2 separate regions of the Homo sapiens genome follow, and region 1 is linked to region 2. A link is an interaction called in ENCODE POLR2A ChIA-PET data of the cell type or tissue named here. Cell type or tissue: PC-9. All regions are shown on one strand. Each heading gives the region's core, and the rest is flanking DNA. Links, peaks and the distances in the headings are about the cores only. Region 1 overlaps ARHGAP10 (Rho GTPase activating protein 10). Region 2 overlaps EDNRA (endothelin receptor type A).

What was found. ChIA-PET counts read pairs that join two places held together with the same protein. Peaks named below come from ENCODE experiments on the same cell type or tissue, not always from the same donor. Only the 100,000 strongest peaks of a DNase experiment are listed, where the experiment ranks them.
Region 1: POLR2A ChIA-PET joins it to region 2 with 16 read pairs; 2 of 35 experiments call an interaction of 5 or more read pairs at or near these places.

What each region holds. Positions count from the first base shown.
Region 1 is chr4:147,756,837-147,765,173 of GRCh38, reverse strand. All of the region lies in intron 1 of ARHGAP10 (Rho GTPase activating protein 10), which reads right to left. Among named protein-coding and RNA genes, the nearest start is that of MIR4799, 22 kb to the left of the region's middle. In PC-9, for the core only: no CTCF peak of the experiment used is centred there; a DNase peak (open chromatin) is centred at 4,843; H3K27ac peaks cover 1,341 bases.
Region 2 is chr4:147,508,484-147,516,820 of GRCh38, reverse strand. All of the region lies in intron 2 of EDNRA (endothelin receptor type A), which reads right to left. Among named protein-coding and RNA genes, the nearest start is that of EDNRA, 32 kb to the right of the region's middle. In PC-9, for the core only: no CTCF peak of the experiment used is centred there; no DNase peak of the experiment used is centred there.

The DNA of each region.
Region 1 (8,337 bases), core at 228-8,227, 250 kb before region 2:
AAGAAAAACTGAAAATAGCGTGGACTCCTAGATTTCCCCATTTCCCTGTCCAACATGGTCCATCATTAGTCCACAGTCTATTCTAAAAATTAACTTGGAATCTACGAACACCTACAGAGGTTATGAGTTGACTTCAGAGTATCCAAAAGCCCTAAAACTTATGCAAGATTACTTGTACTTGGGCATTTTTGTGGAAAAGCAGCTCCTACTTTTATTTCTCAAAGGGTTCCATGGCCCAAAATATTACTTTTAAAAACACTCTCAGCATGTTACTGAAAAATAAACTTACAGCTCCTCAGCACATCTGTCATATAAAACACACTTAATAAATGTTTACTGGGCTGGGTGCAGTGGCTCATGCCTCTAATCCCAGCGCTTTGGGAGGCCGAGGCACGTGGATCACTTGAGGCCAGGAGTTCAAGACCAGCCTGGGTAACATAGCGAAACTCCGTCTCTACTAAAAATACAAAAGTCAGCTGGGCATGGTGGTGCACGCCTATAAACCCCAGCTACTTGGGAGGCTGAGGCACGAGAATCCCTTGAACCCAAGAGGCGGAGGTTGCAGGGAGTTGAGATCACGCCACTGCACTCCACCCTTGGCAACAGAGTGAGACTCTATCTCAAAAAATAAAAAAATAAATGTTTGCTGAATTTTAATTGATTCCAGATTTGGAGGTTTTTTTTTTTTACCTCAAAGTCACTATTACTGCATGGGAGCCGATGGGAGATCAGCCACACTTCAAAGTCACCTCCCACAGAACAGGCACTTCCTATAGTGTTAGGTGTGCCTGGTCTTCAGGTGCTGTTTACTGACCCACCTCTCTCCTGGCAAGCTCAGACTAGGGTCTCCAGCCTCACCTATCTCCAAGTCTAAAAATATGAAATCTAAACTCAAAGTGGTATTGAAGGCTACTTTCCCACCCTCATCTCACATTACTCCCCCACCAAAATTAGCTCGATCAATACCCCAAACAGACCTTGTATTTTCCCACCCAGCTTTCTCACAAGCTTTATACATTACTCAGAAACTTGCTCACGTCCTACCTTCCAGGAAACCTATCCAACTCTATTCAGCTGATTTTGATTCCCACTAAAGATCAAGAATCACTGTCTGGGCCAGGCATGGTGGTTCACCATGTAATCCCAATCCCAGGACTTTAGGAGGCCGAGGCAGGCAGATCACCCGAGGTCAGGAGTTTGAGACCAGCCTGGCCAGCATGGTGAAACCCTGTCTCTACTCAAAATACAGAAATTAGCCAGGCATGGCGGCGTACGCCTGTAATCCCAGCTACTCAGGAGGCTGAGGCACAAGAATCACCTGAGCCCAGAAAGTTGAGGCTGCAGTGAGCCGTGATGGTGCCACTGCACCCCAGCCTGGGCAACACAGCAAAACTCTGTTTTTAAAAAAAAAAAAAAAAAAAAAAAAAGGAATCACCATCTGTCTATAAAAATTATTCTCAATCCTGACTACATGTTAGAATTACCTGCAGGGTTCTCAAACAAACCAATGCCCAGCCTTCATCCCAAAGCAGGCAGAATAAAATCACTCAGCCAGGCCAGGCCAGGCCAGGCGCAGTGGCTCACACCTGTAATCCCAACACTTTGGGAGGTCAGGGCAGGCGGATCACAAGGTCAGGAGATCGAGACCATCCTGTCCAACATGGTGAAACCCCATCTCTACTAAAAACACAAAAATTAGCTGGGTATGGTGGCACATGCCTATAGTCCCAGCTACTCGAGAGGCTGAGGCAGGAGAATCGCTTGAACCCAGGAGGCGGAGGTTGCAGTGAGCTGAGATTGCGCCACTGCACTCCAGCCTGGCGACAGAGCGAGACTGTCTCAAAAAAAAAAAAAAAAACTATTATCTACTCCTACTACAAACACCACCATTATCATTAATTCCAGCAAACTTGTTTTAGTACATCTCAGATAATGTTTAACAATAGCTAAACTTACAGATTATCAGACCAATTAAAATATAACAAAAAAACAGTCATTTTCTTAAAGGCATTAGTATTTAAGTTTCTCAAGTGATTCTAATACATACTGAAAGTTGAGAACCACTGTTCTTTAGTAGCCATCTTGCAATAAATCTTATACAGTTTTATTATGGGTTTTCTGTTTTCATATTATATAATTAGCTCATTCTGCTTTTACTTTCCTTATGTTTATGTCCTGTCAAAGTTTATGTCCTGTCTCCTTAACCATAAAAGTCTTTTGTTATCCTTCATTACCCCTAGCAAATGGAATCCAGAGTAGATAAGGGCGACAGATGTTCTGATGAGCAACAATCTACCCCACTCCCCATCACAGTCCACTTAGTCAAGTTAAAAAATAAAAAAGCGGCCAGGTGTGGTGGCTCACACCTGTAATCCCAGCACTTTGGGAGGCTGAGGCAGGTGGATCACAAGGTCAGGAGATCGAGACCAGCCTGGCTAGCACGGTGAAACCCATCTCTACTAAAAATACAAAAAAAATTAGCCGGGCGTGGTGGCAGGCACCTGTAGTCCCAGCTACTTGGGAGGCTGAGGCAGGAGAATGGCGTGAACCCGGGAGGCAGAGCTTGCAGGAGCCGAGATTGCGCCACTGCACTCCAGCCTGGGAGACAGAACAAGACTCCGTCTCAAAAAAAATAAATAAATAAATAAATAAAAATAAATAAATAAATAAATAAGCAATTATCTTTTTTTTGCTAGTTCACCTACCCAATCAACTCTTGTTTTCCTTTTGTTAAACCTCCACTAGGCTATAATTCCATACCTTCTAAAACTAATTATCTTTAGGTCTACCAATGCTAAAGAGTATAACCAGTTAGAAATAACATTAATTTGTGGCATACCTAGATTTCAAAAGGAATGAATTTCTGGGCAGGACGCAGTGGCTCCCACCTGTAATCCCAGCACTTTGAGAGGCTGAGGAAGGCAGACTGCTTGAGGCCAGGGGTTCAAGACAAGCCCAGCCAACATGGTGAAACCAGATCTCTACTAAAAATACAAAAGTTAGCTGGGCATGGTGGCGCATGCCTATGGTCCCAGCTACTCGGGAGGCTGAAGCAGGAGAATAGCTTGAACTTAGGAGGCAGAGGTTGCGATGAGCTGAGATTGTGCCACTGCACTCCAGCCTGGGTGACAGAGCAAGACTCTGTCTCAAAAAATAAAAATAAAAAAAGAGGGAATGAATTTCTAATGGAGAATCTGGCAGTTTCTGATCTGGGTGTAAGCATGAAAAGTAGAGTCAAGAGAATGAACAAGAAAAGATGCTGTTGCTGCTGTTACTGCTACATAAAGTCCAAAGCAAGTGGCTACTCATTTAATTCACTTAACTTTTTCTCCTTCGTTTTTCCTAGTAATGCCGTCTTTAAAATCACCTTCAAAGTCACTTAGTGCCAATCAGCACAAAATCTTAAGAAAACTCTACTACTATGAAAGGTAAACTAGCCCGTATATTCCAAATGGGCAGATTTCCCAATTCATTCTGTTTGCTGTTATTTGGTTACAGAATTCCAGGCAATTATATTTTATGGAGAGTAAATTTAAATGCCTGATATAATTGCTAACTCAACAAAAACATTCCTTCCTTTCCTGAAAGACTGCTCCTTCACCTGTGGAAAAGAGAAAGAGATAAATTCAAATATCAAGTTTTGAGAATCAGAGAGGAACCACTAAAATAATGCTTCAGACCCACAAGGTTGAAATCAAATGCTGTTGGCGCCACCCAAAAGTACCAAAGAAGCCACATACAAATGTGAAACATACACAGAACCCACTTGTGGTCAGTACAGCGATTACTACTAAAAGGAGAAAAACCTAGAAAAGATTTTTAAAATTTTAAACAAATTTAACTCTATATAGAGATTACGCCGGGTGCAGTGGCTCACACCTGTAATCCTAGAGTGTTCAGAGGTCAAGGAGGGAGGATTGCTTGGGGCCAGGAGTTCAAGACCAGAATGGGTAACATAGCAAGACCCTGTCTCTACAAAAAATTTAAAAATCAGCTGGGCATGGTGGTGCATGCCTGTAATCCCAACTACTCGGGAGGCTGAGGCAGGAGGATTGCTTGAGCCTGGAAGGTGGACGCAGCAGTGGGTTATGATCACACCACTGCACTCCAGCCTGGGCAACAGAGCAAGACTCTGTGTCAAAAAAAAAAAAAAAAAGTTAACTCTAACTTACAAAATAAACTGCCTCTTTTTACCTACAACCAGCTCTTTTACAGTTCTCAGTTGAGAGCTATTAATTTCACACTCAGCCTTTTGTTCCAATACACATAGTTTGCCCAAGTCTGGCAGGCTGGCAGCCACCCAGGAACTACCATCTCTCAGCCACTGAAAGCCCCACCGGCCATTCACAGCAGAGCAGTTTTCCTATCCCTCCCAGAGGAGACTAACATAGCCCCCCTTCAACTGGGACTTAGGGAAACCAGCCTGAATGAGCCTAAAAGAAGAAATAAGACATGAATTAGGGTAGGGAATAAAGGGCAATGTTCAAAACAAGAGGGAAAAATGGGAGAGGTCAAAATGAGCCAAGGCTAAAATCATGCACAAGGAATCTCTGTGTATGTCCAACAGAGTAAGTCCATCAGAACACCAGGTATGGACTTGGGGGACAGACAAACCCTTTATGTTGAAGGACTACCCCACACTTAGAAAAGTATGGCCCCTCCCCTTCTACCTTCCCACCCAGACTCTGCCTCTCCCCAATCTGCCGCTCTGTCCACAAGCAGCACACAGTGATGTGGACTCACGGGAGCTGCTGGATTCAAACCCTGACGTTGCCAAGTAGAAACCTGATAAATCTGGACAAGCTGGTTAAGCTCTCTAGATATTGACATAGTCATCTGTAAACATTTCTATACTAACTGGATATTGTAACCCGACGCACTTACCTCCTTCAGTTATTGTGAAAATCTAATGAGCTGAGTGTGTAAACCTAAGCTTTTTGTAAATGGTCAGCCTCCACAAATGTCAGGTGTAGATACTGCGTATTATCCTCCCAAAATGGAAGAGTGACAGCCTGAATACAGGGAAGCAGCAAGGTTACAGATGCAAGACCATGGGGCTAGTGGGCACTGAAAGGTACCTGGGCTGAATGGATTTGTACTATATGTATAAAATACACAGTAAAAGGCCAGGCCCAGTGTCTCATGCCTATAATTCCAGCACTTTGGGAGGCTGAGGCGGGTGGATCACCTGAGGTCAGGAGTCTGAGATCAGCCTGGCCAACATGGTGAAACACCGTCTCTACTAAAAAATACAAAAATTAGCCAGGCATGGTGGCAGGCTCCTGTAATCCCCGCTACTCAGGAGGCTGAGGCAGGAGAATCACTTGAGCCTGGAAGGCGAGGGTTGTGGTGAGCTGAGATCCCACCACTGCATTCCAGCCTGGGCGACAGGGTGAGACCCTGTCTCAAAATAAATTAATCAAATTAAATTAAATACACAGTGAAGTCCAAAGACTATCTGAAAAAAAGAGCATGCAAAATATCTCAATCATTTTTATGCTGGTTACACGTTGAAATAATATTTTGGATACGCCAGATTAAGTAAAATATTAAAATTAATGTCACCTGTTTCCTTTTTAAAGGGGGGGGGGGGCGGTGTATCACTATGCTACCCAGGCAGGAGTGTGGTGGCTACTCACAGGCACAAACATAGCAAACTACAGCCTCGAACTCCTGCCCTAAAGGGATTCTCCCACCTCAGCCTCCCAAGTAACTGGTACTACAGGCACATGCCATTACACCTTCACCTGTTTTTTAATTTTTTAATGGGGTTACTAGAAAATTTTAAATTATATATGTGCCTTGCATTATATTTGTATTCATAGACAACAATGACTTATAAATTCATTCTGGCAGTTTCCTGGTTTGGGAAAGTTATTTCACCTCTGAGCCTCTGTTTCTCTAAGAGTAAAATGGAGATAACAGTTCTTCAATGAGACAACATACGGAGTTCTCAGATAAAACTGGTAAGTGGAAGTTTAACAAAGTAACACAGTGTTATCACTATTTTATTACAATAGTTTATTACTATCAGCAAAGTAATAAACCATTTGTTCAGCAAATTGTCTTTGTATCTACCATGTGTTACTTATTCTAAGACAAAAACCTCTGCCTCCATGAACCTTGCATTGAAGAAAATAGACAAAAAGTAGATGCATAAAAAATATACCACCTGTTTTCGGTTTTTTTTTTTTTTTTTTTGAGACAGAGTCTGTTACCCAGACCGGAGTGCAGTGGCACGATCTCTGCTCACCGCAACCTCCTCCTCCCAGGAACAAGGAATTCTCACGTCTCAGCCTCCCAAGTAGCTGGGACTACAGGCACGCACCACCACCCCCAACTAATTTTTGTATTTTTAGTAGAGACCGGGTTTCACCATGCTGGCCACGCTGGTCTCGAACTCCTGACCTCAAGTGATCCTCCTGCCTCGGCCTCCCAAAGTGCTGGGATCACAGGCCTGAGCCACCACACTCAGCCTAAAAAATAATAATAATAATAAATTAAAAAAAAATACACCACCTGTATTCTAACAACCTGCCTGAAAAATAGGCAGGCACAGGGGACAAAGAATGGAGAAGGAATGCACATTTAAACAGCACAGTCAGAAAGGCCTCCCTGAGCAACACACTGAGGCATGGACCTGTTATCATCAGCATCAAAAAGTATTAGCCAAAAGGGGACAGGCTTTCTTTCTGGGGTGATGAATATGTTCTAAAATTGACTGTGGTGATGGCTGCACTAATCTGTGACTACACTAAAAGCCATTGATTATACATTTTAAATGGATGAACTGTGTGGTGTGTGAATTATATCTCAATAAGCTGCTAAAAGAATTAAAATATCAAAAAAATTAGCCAAAGGTTTAGGTTTATTCATACATAACTACATCAAAATCTTTTTTTTTTTTTTTGAGATGAAGTTTCGCTCTTGTTGCCCAGGCTGCAGTGCAATGGCGCAATCTTGGCTCACCACAACCTCCACGTCCCGGGTTCAAGCAATTCTCCTGCCTCAGCCTCCCAAGTAGCTAGGATTATAGGCATGTGCTACCACGCCCAGCTAATTTTTGTATTTTCAGTATGGACGGGGTTTCTCCATGTTGGCCAGGCTGGTCTCACCAAATTCTTTATAGAGGTGGAAAACAGTTCCTTTATCTAATGTAACGTTTATAAAACCAATAGGGGTGCACAAAGCAAGCTATGGCACACGTACCAGGCTTGTATTTGTATGGTGCCTGCCCCTCTTCTCCCTGGCCCTGGTGAGGTAGCAGTCTCGGGCACACCTGTTCTGTATCACAGGTGACTGGACAGGGATGGGCACCAGATCCCAGGGAAGGGAACAGACAGGTTGGCCAATGACCAGCGTGAGCCAGGCCTGACAGCCTCTTCCGAAACAAGGACAATGGTAATTAGCTGGGCCAACCAGATTCTCTTAGGAAGGTGACTGAAGAACAGGTTAAGTACCCAGGTGTGCAGTCGTGGAAGGTGAAGCTGAGGACACTCACCGTAGAGGCCCGTGAGTAAGCCAATGTTCAGAGGAAGCAGAGGCTATGAACGGATGGAAGTTGTCAATGCTACAGCAGATGGAAAGCTGGTAAAGGGAAATCTAGATGATGGACATGGCAGCAAAACTGGGAGGACCAGCTGGGTCACCAAGCCTTCTCTCAAAGCTACACTGCCCCAGCCAGGCGCGGTGGCTCACACCTGTAATCCGAGCACTTTGGAAGGCCGAGGCGGGCAGATTGCCTGAGCTCAGGAGTTCAAGACCAGCCTGGGCAACACTGTGAAACCCCATCTCCACTAAAATACAAAAGAAATTAGCTGGGCATGGCGGCATACGCCTGTAGTCCCAGCTTTCGGGAGGCTGAGGCAGGGGAATTGCTTGAACACGGGAGGCAGAGGTTGCAGTGAGCCCAGATGGCACCACTGCACTCCAGCCTGGGCCACAAAGCAAGACTCTGTCTCAAAAAAAAAAAAAAAAAAAAAAGGCTAGACTGTCCTGTGTTCCCATTAACTTTCAGGTTCTGATATCCAATGTTTGCCTCATCTCCTAAGCTGAAAAGATTATCATCTTTGATTTATATTTTTCCGTAAATTTAAAGAAGCCACTATAGCCCAGGTTCCCTCTGGCATCATTCATTTCTCTCTCTCTCTCGCTCTCACTCTCTCTGCAACTGCACTGCCACCAGCCTAGACCAACCAAGGCCCCTCTCCTCAAGGTGAGCCTTTTCCATTATACCAGGCATTCATGAATGCCCTTCCCTCTTCTTATAATCTGATGAAAAAAAAAAAAACAATTACACAACCTTCTGTGTTGTATTCCCATAACCAGACTGTAAAT
Region 2 (8,337 bases), core at 162-8,161:
TTAAGAGAATACATCCTAGACCATGGCAAAGAACTCACTGATTTCACTAATGTTAACAAGCAACTGTCAATTCAATGAAAAAAACAAAACAAAACAAGACAAAACAAAACCCAAAAGAGTCTGACAAGCTGACGAGTCGTATTGGTTCAAAGGGTTAATCAGGCACCTCAGATCAGTCATAGCTTATTTTTGCTACAAGAGTCTATGTACCCTAATATTTATAATTTGCCACCCTCATATTTATAATTTCCAAGGACATTACACAGTACCTAGCACATAGTAGGTGCTGGATGAATGGATGACTCCAACTCATTAAATCAGATCATATTTTCATAGTTTGAAATGAGACAGTACCAATTTTGCCCTGAAAACACATTCACTTTGAAATTTATTTTCTATTTGAAAGTTGTTTATCAGTGTCTCAAAGTAGTGCTCCCACTCTTTATGTTGAAAGAAACCTACCATCGAGTTGTTTGAGGAAGTGGGAGAATACTGTGCTATTTAAGAGTCTAGGCTGAAGAGAGGCTGCCATTTACTCTTTGCTTGGAGACATCTCACTTTGGGCTGTGATGAGACTGCCCACCTTCCTAAGAGCTGCAGGGCAGGCCCTTGGAGGTGAGGCACATCCCATGGTCTAAATGTACATCATGTTCTCCTCTTCTCAAGCAGATCACAGAAGAACACCACAGAAAGAATCGTGGAGACACAGAAGGCAATCTGCTGGGCCAGGATTTTACATGTCTTTGTTCTAACTCAGGGAATTTTTCTATAGTTGAAATATAGTTAAAGCCCCTGATCCCCACCTGAAAATGAAAGCTCTTCTAAACAGCAGAGATTAATATAGGAATTTTGCATTTGTGTGGTTGATTTGGATTGTATCAAAATCAACATCATAGAATTGACAAGCTGCATGTTTTAACCCATTAAAAACAGATTTAGGGAAGAACTTGTACCATATGATACACTGATATGCACCCTGTTTGTAGAATGGATAGAGCCAGATGGAGGATGTACATTCACCACTATATTTAGTGCAATGCAAGATCTCATTGGTTGGGACCTCTTAAGTATGGGGAACATATCTGTTTACATTAGTTTTCTAGAACATACCTGACAACCAGAAAGTAAACAAAAATGTAAGGAGCCAAAAAGTTGTGAAATTTATGCCCTAAAGCTCATGTGTGTTAGTCCTCAGCAAACTGCCTGAGTCTCCACCACAGGGGGACTGATTCTCACTCTACACCCAGTGGTGTAAAGCTTAGCTCTTATTGTGCTCTGGCCCATTGCACATCCAGAGCTGTTCATTAATAGAGACTCTCCAGAGGCATAGTTCTCAGTGTTGCCTGTATATTAGAATGATTTTGGGAGCTCTTCCATATCCCAGTGCCTTGGCCATCACCCTAGGCCAGTGCTTATCAACCAGGGGACAATTTTGCCATCCCCCTTCCCCCCACCACCACAGGGAACACTTGGCAATGTCTGAGATATTTTTAGTTATTACAGCTGGGGGTGGGTGTGCTACTCGCATCTAGGGGTAGAGGCTTGGGATGCTGCTAAACATTTTGCAATGTACAGGACAGACAACCCCAACAAATAATCATCCCCCCACCCAAATATCACTGGTGCTGAGGTTAAAAAACTGTGTCCTAGACCAACAAAATTAGAATCTTTGGAGTTGGGACATAAGCATTAGTAGTCTTTAAGGGTCCCAGGGGATTCCCAAGGACAGCCAAGGTTGTGAATAGTTGCTGTGGAGCAGCAGCTCCCAAGACTTAGCAGCTGCAGAATCACCTGGAGGGCTCATTGAAACACAGATGGCTGGGCCCCATCCCCAGAGTTCCTGATTCAGTAGGTCTGGGGCAGGGCCTGAGAATTTGCATTTCTAGCAAGTTCTCAGGTGATGCTGATGCTGCTGGCTCACCAACCATACTTTGAGGATCACTGCTCTAGAGGTGCCATGGTCAGCAAAAATGACAGCTGACAGTCAAATGGAACAGGAGGAGCAGAAAAAGGTATAAAATATAGTCACAAGAAATAAAAAATCTTGGGCTGGGTGCAGTGGCTCACACCTGTAATCCCTGCACTTTGGGAGGGTGAGGTGGATTGATCACTTGAGGCCAGGAGTTCGAGACCAGCCTGGCCAACGTGGTGAAACCCTGTCTCTACTAAAAAGACAAGAATTAGCCAGGTGTGGTGGCACGCGCCTATAATCCCAGCTACTTGGGAGGCTGAGGCAGGAGAATCACTTGAACCTGGGAGGCAAAGTTTGCAGTGAGCCGAGATCATGCCATTGTATTCCAGCCTGGGCAACGAGAGTGAAACTCCGTCTCAAAAAAACAAAAAAGAAAAAGAAAAAGAAAAAATCGTGTTGGGGCCATGTAGCCTGCATCCCCTTACACTCTCACCCAAAGACAATAGTCCCTAAAGACATCAGCACATAAAGTCACAGTACAATAACAGATGTTCTACTGCCCCAGGCCTCACCAGCTTAGCACTACAAAATAAGGCTGTTCTCCCCTATATTCAGGATGGGTTGTGAACCTATAAGATTTAGGTTCAAGTACGAGATTGACCTGTTGCTAACTGTGTGACCTTGGGTAAGCCAGTTCCCCGTTGTAAGTCTGTGTTTCTGTATTTGTTAAATGGGGGTAGTTCTCATACCTGCCACAAGGATATGATGCTCATTTGGGGTGCTCAAATGGGTTAATGCATATGAAAGAATTCTGCAAACTGAACATATAACACACAAACGTTATTTTGAATTGCTATAATTTGTAATCGTAAACTGAAACGTACCATTTATGCACAACCATGAAAATATAAACGAACTTATGCCTCTTTATCCATTCCAGATGTTAATATCCCCTGCTACTTAATCCTATTACTTGTACATTATTTTTGTTGTTGTCATGGCATCTTAAAATGGTACAAATAAAACTAGTGGCATATTTTTCTTTGTGCTGATTTTCCTCTCACCCCATCCTGTGAGGCCGAAGGGTTCTTCTCCTCTCCTTCATCTCCTGTTTGTCCTAGACAGGAATGAGGGATTTACAAATACAGTCTGTAATAGCTGCAAACCTCAAAGCAAGGAAAACCTTCTCTTCCCTTCAATATGAATTATTATAGGGTCGCTTAGAATTGGACATGACTGACCAGGTATCAGGCTTTAAAAACTGAGGTTCTGAGGTTTTTCTTTCTTTCTGGGGAAGGGACTGGGATGTAAAAGTTGGTACATAGTTGACTCAGTAGCAAACAAAAACATCTTCCAACAGCACAGACTGAGATGATTATAAAGATTGTGATGCCCAGGACAGGCCATTTATGAGAACGTGCTCTCTGGCCACTGCAGATACTACGAAATAAGTCACTGTGTGTGACCAAGAATAGATTTTGTTCTTCTGTTATGCATTAATTGCTTCAGGATTGAGACAGAGCATTCATACAAATGTCATAAAAGCTATGGCCTCTCCCTATCCCCTATCCATACACTTTTTCCTTTGAACAGGCTTTTCTTGCCTCCTGACCAGTCCAAGAATTCAGGATGTATGACAAATGCAGAGTAGAGCAGAAATTCCATAAATGGTTTTGACTCTGGCCTTAGGTGCCCTCCCTGAGCTGGGGGGATGGAGAAGCCCTCCTTGTAATCAAGGCAGCTGGCTTGGCATAGTAGCTCAGAGCGTGGGCCCTGAAGCTGGATTCCTTGGGGGCAGACTGACCCCAAGCTCTGCTGTCTTCCTGATCTTTTGACATTGGCATGCTCGTTAACCTTTGTGCCTGTTAGTTTTCTCTTCTATAAAATGAAGATCGTTCTGGTAGCTACCACAGAGGATTACTGTGGGCCAGCGAAGAGAGAATCCAGAGGAAGGGCTTGGCAGAAGTCAGAATATGGAAGTGTGAGCCATAACTATTGATGGTTCATGGTTATGGTCACCCATGGTCCAGGTCACCAGGTGCAGGGTGGTGGCAGGCCACACAAGAACAAAAGACCCCACCAGAAGATAAGCAGAAATAACAGCTTCTCAAGAAGCTCTAAGCAATCTTCCCTGGGAGCTCCACAGAAGAAGAGGGTGGTGTGACCTAACAGTAAAGAGAACAGGCTCGGGTGACTTTGTCCCCTGGCGTGACTTAGACATGTTAACTGTTCCTCATGGAAAACTGCAGATAAAGAGAGTGCCCATGCATATGGTTGATGTATTAAATGGGTTCATACATGAAAAGCACTTACAGCAGGGCCTGATCTATAGCAAATCATAAATGTTAGTTCCCGTAGGAGATGGATTCTGAGGAACTGCTTCTTGCTAAACTGCATTTAGATGGAAAGAGATGGAATTGTTGCTACTCACTAACCACATCTTTCACTACTGAATATTCGGTGTTTCAGTCTCTGTTGAGGTCTTCACTTTTTAGAATCTGAAATACATAGATGTTAATAACAACAAGGTGGATGAGAGGAAACAAGGAGAAAGAGAACTTTTTAAAGCCAGAGTTCCAGAGCCATGAAGATTTTTTCCTTTGAGGATAGATTATTCACCCAAGATATGGGCTTATCACCCCTGAGAATCTCAGTCACCTGAAGCCTGGGAATCAAGAGGAATATCTCTTTTTAATAACTCTCTTTGCTGTAAGAGTACCAATCCAAAAGTGAGGGACTTGAGGCTTTTACTTATTTTGTAAGCATATGACCAAAGGATCATTGGATAGAGAAGAATGGAACTTTAGAGAAGAAAAATTAGAGAGCCTCAATATTGAAATTGCAAGGTTTGTGCTGATTGTGTGTGTCAATACTTTAAGGTTTAATTCATAATGGAGAGGAGATTCATGCTAGAAAGAAAGACCCTGGTTTTCATGGAATGGAGAAAAGATTTTCCATGTGTTGTGAGTGGAGCCCTACATCTTGTCATAAAAACATACAAGCACAGTTTTGGGCCTTATTGTGTGTCTGGGTCAGAGCTCCCATCATAGAAATGGGGTGCTTTGACCCGGACAGACAATAAGTCCCAAAACCTAATGGAAAAGTTTTATAGTTGATTTTAATCATCAGTCTCTATGGTCAGACATGCTAGTGCCTATTTAAAAGAAACAGGCAGGCAAAACCAAAGCAGAACAAAACAAGATAAAACAGAATAGCAGAGATCCCCACATACAGATTTAGGTAGTGGATCCCAAAATCTTATCAGTGATGTAGGTGATGATGAATAGGAAAAAGGGAAAACAAATGGCATATTTGAAAGTATGCAGCTGATTTAATGATCTAATGTATAAGTTCTGAAGAAACTTAAGTTCTTTATTGTAAAATGTGTCATGTGGTCACAATTATCCTGAGTGTAGATGGAAAAAATGAGCCAAAAAAGATATGGTATGCAGCATGAGCAAAATAATACCATATGTGTGTTTCGGGAAAAAAAGAATAAAGTAGAATAAAGTTGATGCTCTCACTGACTTGATAGTAAATAAGATTGAGGTGATTTTGAATATTTAACAACAGAAATTCATTAGAAAATAAAACTTCACAATTACTCATAATTGAGGCATTAAGCAAAATAGAAGACAAAGTCAGGATGGCTGGCTTACTAATCATATTATGAAACTTCAGATAAGAATGGCATACATTTTAATAATTCACTATAAAGTTTTAGAAGCCAGGCTGTCTTCTAGGGAAATGCAATTTGTGGTGTCGAGAGTATTAAAACCACAAAAGTTCTATTGAATGCAGAGATGGAAGGATGGAACATACTAAAGGAGAAGTTAGAAATGCTGGCTTCCAGTCTAGCTCTGTCAAAAATCTAGAAGATTTAGCTCCCTCCTCTGCCAAACAAGAAATGTTAGGCTAGAACTAGATACTCTCTGAATTCTCTACCAGCTCTGAAATTGTACATTATTTTCATATCAGAACTCTAGTCTGTAACTAGTTTATCTGAAACTATTATTAACTCCATTTATCTCTAAGCTAACCTGCACCCTTCCCTGTACTGTATATGATTAATTTTGCTTTCTCAATTTCTTTTCATTCTTCCCGTGAAAGAGTGCTTCAGTCCCTTTTTTTCTACCTAAAAAGATTAAGGATGTCAGAACTTGGAGAATCCCACATATTGAAGCCTTGAGACTATTTATTTGCCTTGAATATATGAACACTATTTCATTACTCTCAAAGGAAAAGCTAAAATGTATAGTAAATTTGCCCAGTGAGCTGTAAGCATCATATTGTATACATAATTTGAATTACATATAAAATGTAGAAAAAATATCAGTTAAGTGGAGATTTTAAGCTTCCAACCACGGGTCTGTTATAAACAATAATGTAAAATTAAAGCTACTTGAAAAAGTTGTAAAAATTAGTTTGATGTTACTTTATGTCTTATGGTCATTTGGAAATGAGATAACATTAGGTTGTACTAGCCTAGAATGATAGATTTTAACCTAGTTTTACTTCTAGTCTTGAAGTTTGATATATGTTGTATCTCTACTATAAGCATTTTGTTTATTTTTAGTAGAACAAAAAATATACAAATTTGAGGTCTAATACAATCAGCCTACAGTGACACTGGGTTCCTTTCCTAGACACCTGCAAACCCAGAGAGCCTTCTTTTGCCATTTTCTTGAGATTAGGACCAGTGTTCTATTTCCTTTCCATCTCTCTCAAAGGACTAGATACATTGTTCCACATGCAGCAATTGCCTAAGAAATATTGACTGCCAAGAAAACCAGCCATTTAAGTAAATGTTGTAAAGTCAAATCTGATCAACACTGTTCATCTTAGGTTTTAAAAATTATAGCATTTTACACTTGGATGGGAGCTTAGAGACCATCTAGATCAGCGGTCCCCAACCTTTTTGGTACCAGGGACTCGTTTTGTGGAAGACAATTTTTACATGGACCTGGCAGCGGGGGCAGGATGGTTTTGGGATGACTCAAGCATATTACATTTATTGTGCACTTTATTTCTATTATGATTACATTGCAATATATAATAAAATAATTATACAACTCACCATAATGTAAAATCAGTGGGAGCCCTCAGCTTGTTTTCCTGCAACTAGATGGTCCCATCTAGGGTTAATGGGAGACAGTGACAGATCATTAGGCGTTAGATTCTCATAAGGAATGCACAATCTAGATCCCTTGTGTGTGCAGTTCACAAAAGGGTTCATACTCCTTTGAGAATCTGATGCTGCTGCTGATCTGACAGGAGGCAAAGCTCATGAGGTAATGCGAGTGATGGGGAGCAGCTGTAAATACAGAGGAAGCTTCACTGCTTGCCTGCCACTCACCTCCTGCTGTGTGGCTGATTCCTAACAGGCCATGAACTGGTACTAGTCTGCAGCCTGGGGGTTGAGGACCCCTGATCTAGATCACTGGTTCTCTCAGTGTTGTATGCAGACCACTGGGGAACCCTGGGAACCTTCCTTGAGGTCTGCAAAATCAAAATAACACTCAGAGATTACTGCCTTTTTTCACTGGTTGACATTTGCACTGTTAGTACAAAAGCAATGGTAGGTAAACTGCTGGTGCTTTCGCATGAATCACGACCGTGGCACCAAACTACCTAAAGGTCATTGTACTCTTCACCATCACACATTCGCAGGAAGAAAGCTGATGCTGCAAAAGGAATAGAACTTGAACAAAGTCATAGGATCCAAGATCAATATGCAGAAAACAACTGCATTTCTGCATACTAGCCATGAAAAATCTAAAAAAATTAAAGAAAAATTCCATTCAAAACTGTACCAAAAAAGAATAAAATAGTTGAGAATACATATAACAAAAGAAGAATTGATATTATTAAGATGGCAATTCTCCCCAAATTCACCTAAAGGGTCAATGCAATTCCTATCCAAATCCAAGGAAACTAACAAATTCATCTTAAAATTTACATAAAAATATAAGGGATCTAGAATAGCCAAAACAATTCTGACAAAATGCAAAGTAGGAGAACTTATAGTACTTATTTAAAAACTTACTATTAATATAAAGCTCCAGTAATTAAGACAGGATGGTATTGGCATAACAATAGAACACAGGTCACTGGACCAGAAAGAAAGTCCAGATACAAGCTCTTATATTTATTGTCAATTGAGTTTTAATAAAGGTCCAAGGCAATTCAATGAGAATAGTCTTCAAAGAATGGTGTTGAAAAACTGAGTATCCATATGCAAAAAAATAACTTAGATGCCTGCCTCATATCATACACAAAAATTTAGCCAGAAAAGATTACAGAACTGAATGTAAGAGCTAAGCCTCTAAAACTGTTCAAAGAAAACATAGGAGAAATTCTTTGTGATCTTGGGTTAGGCAAAAATTTCACAGATAGGACACTAGGGCATGATCCATAGAAGAAAA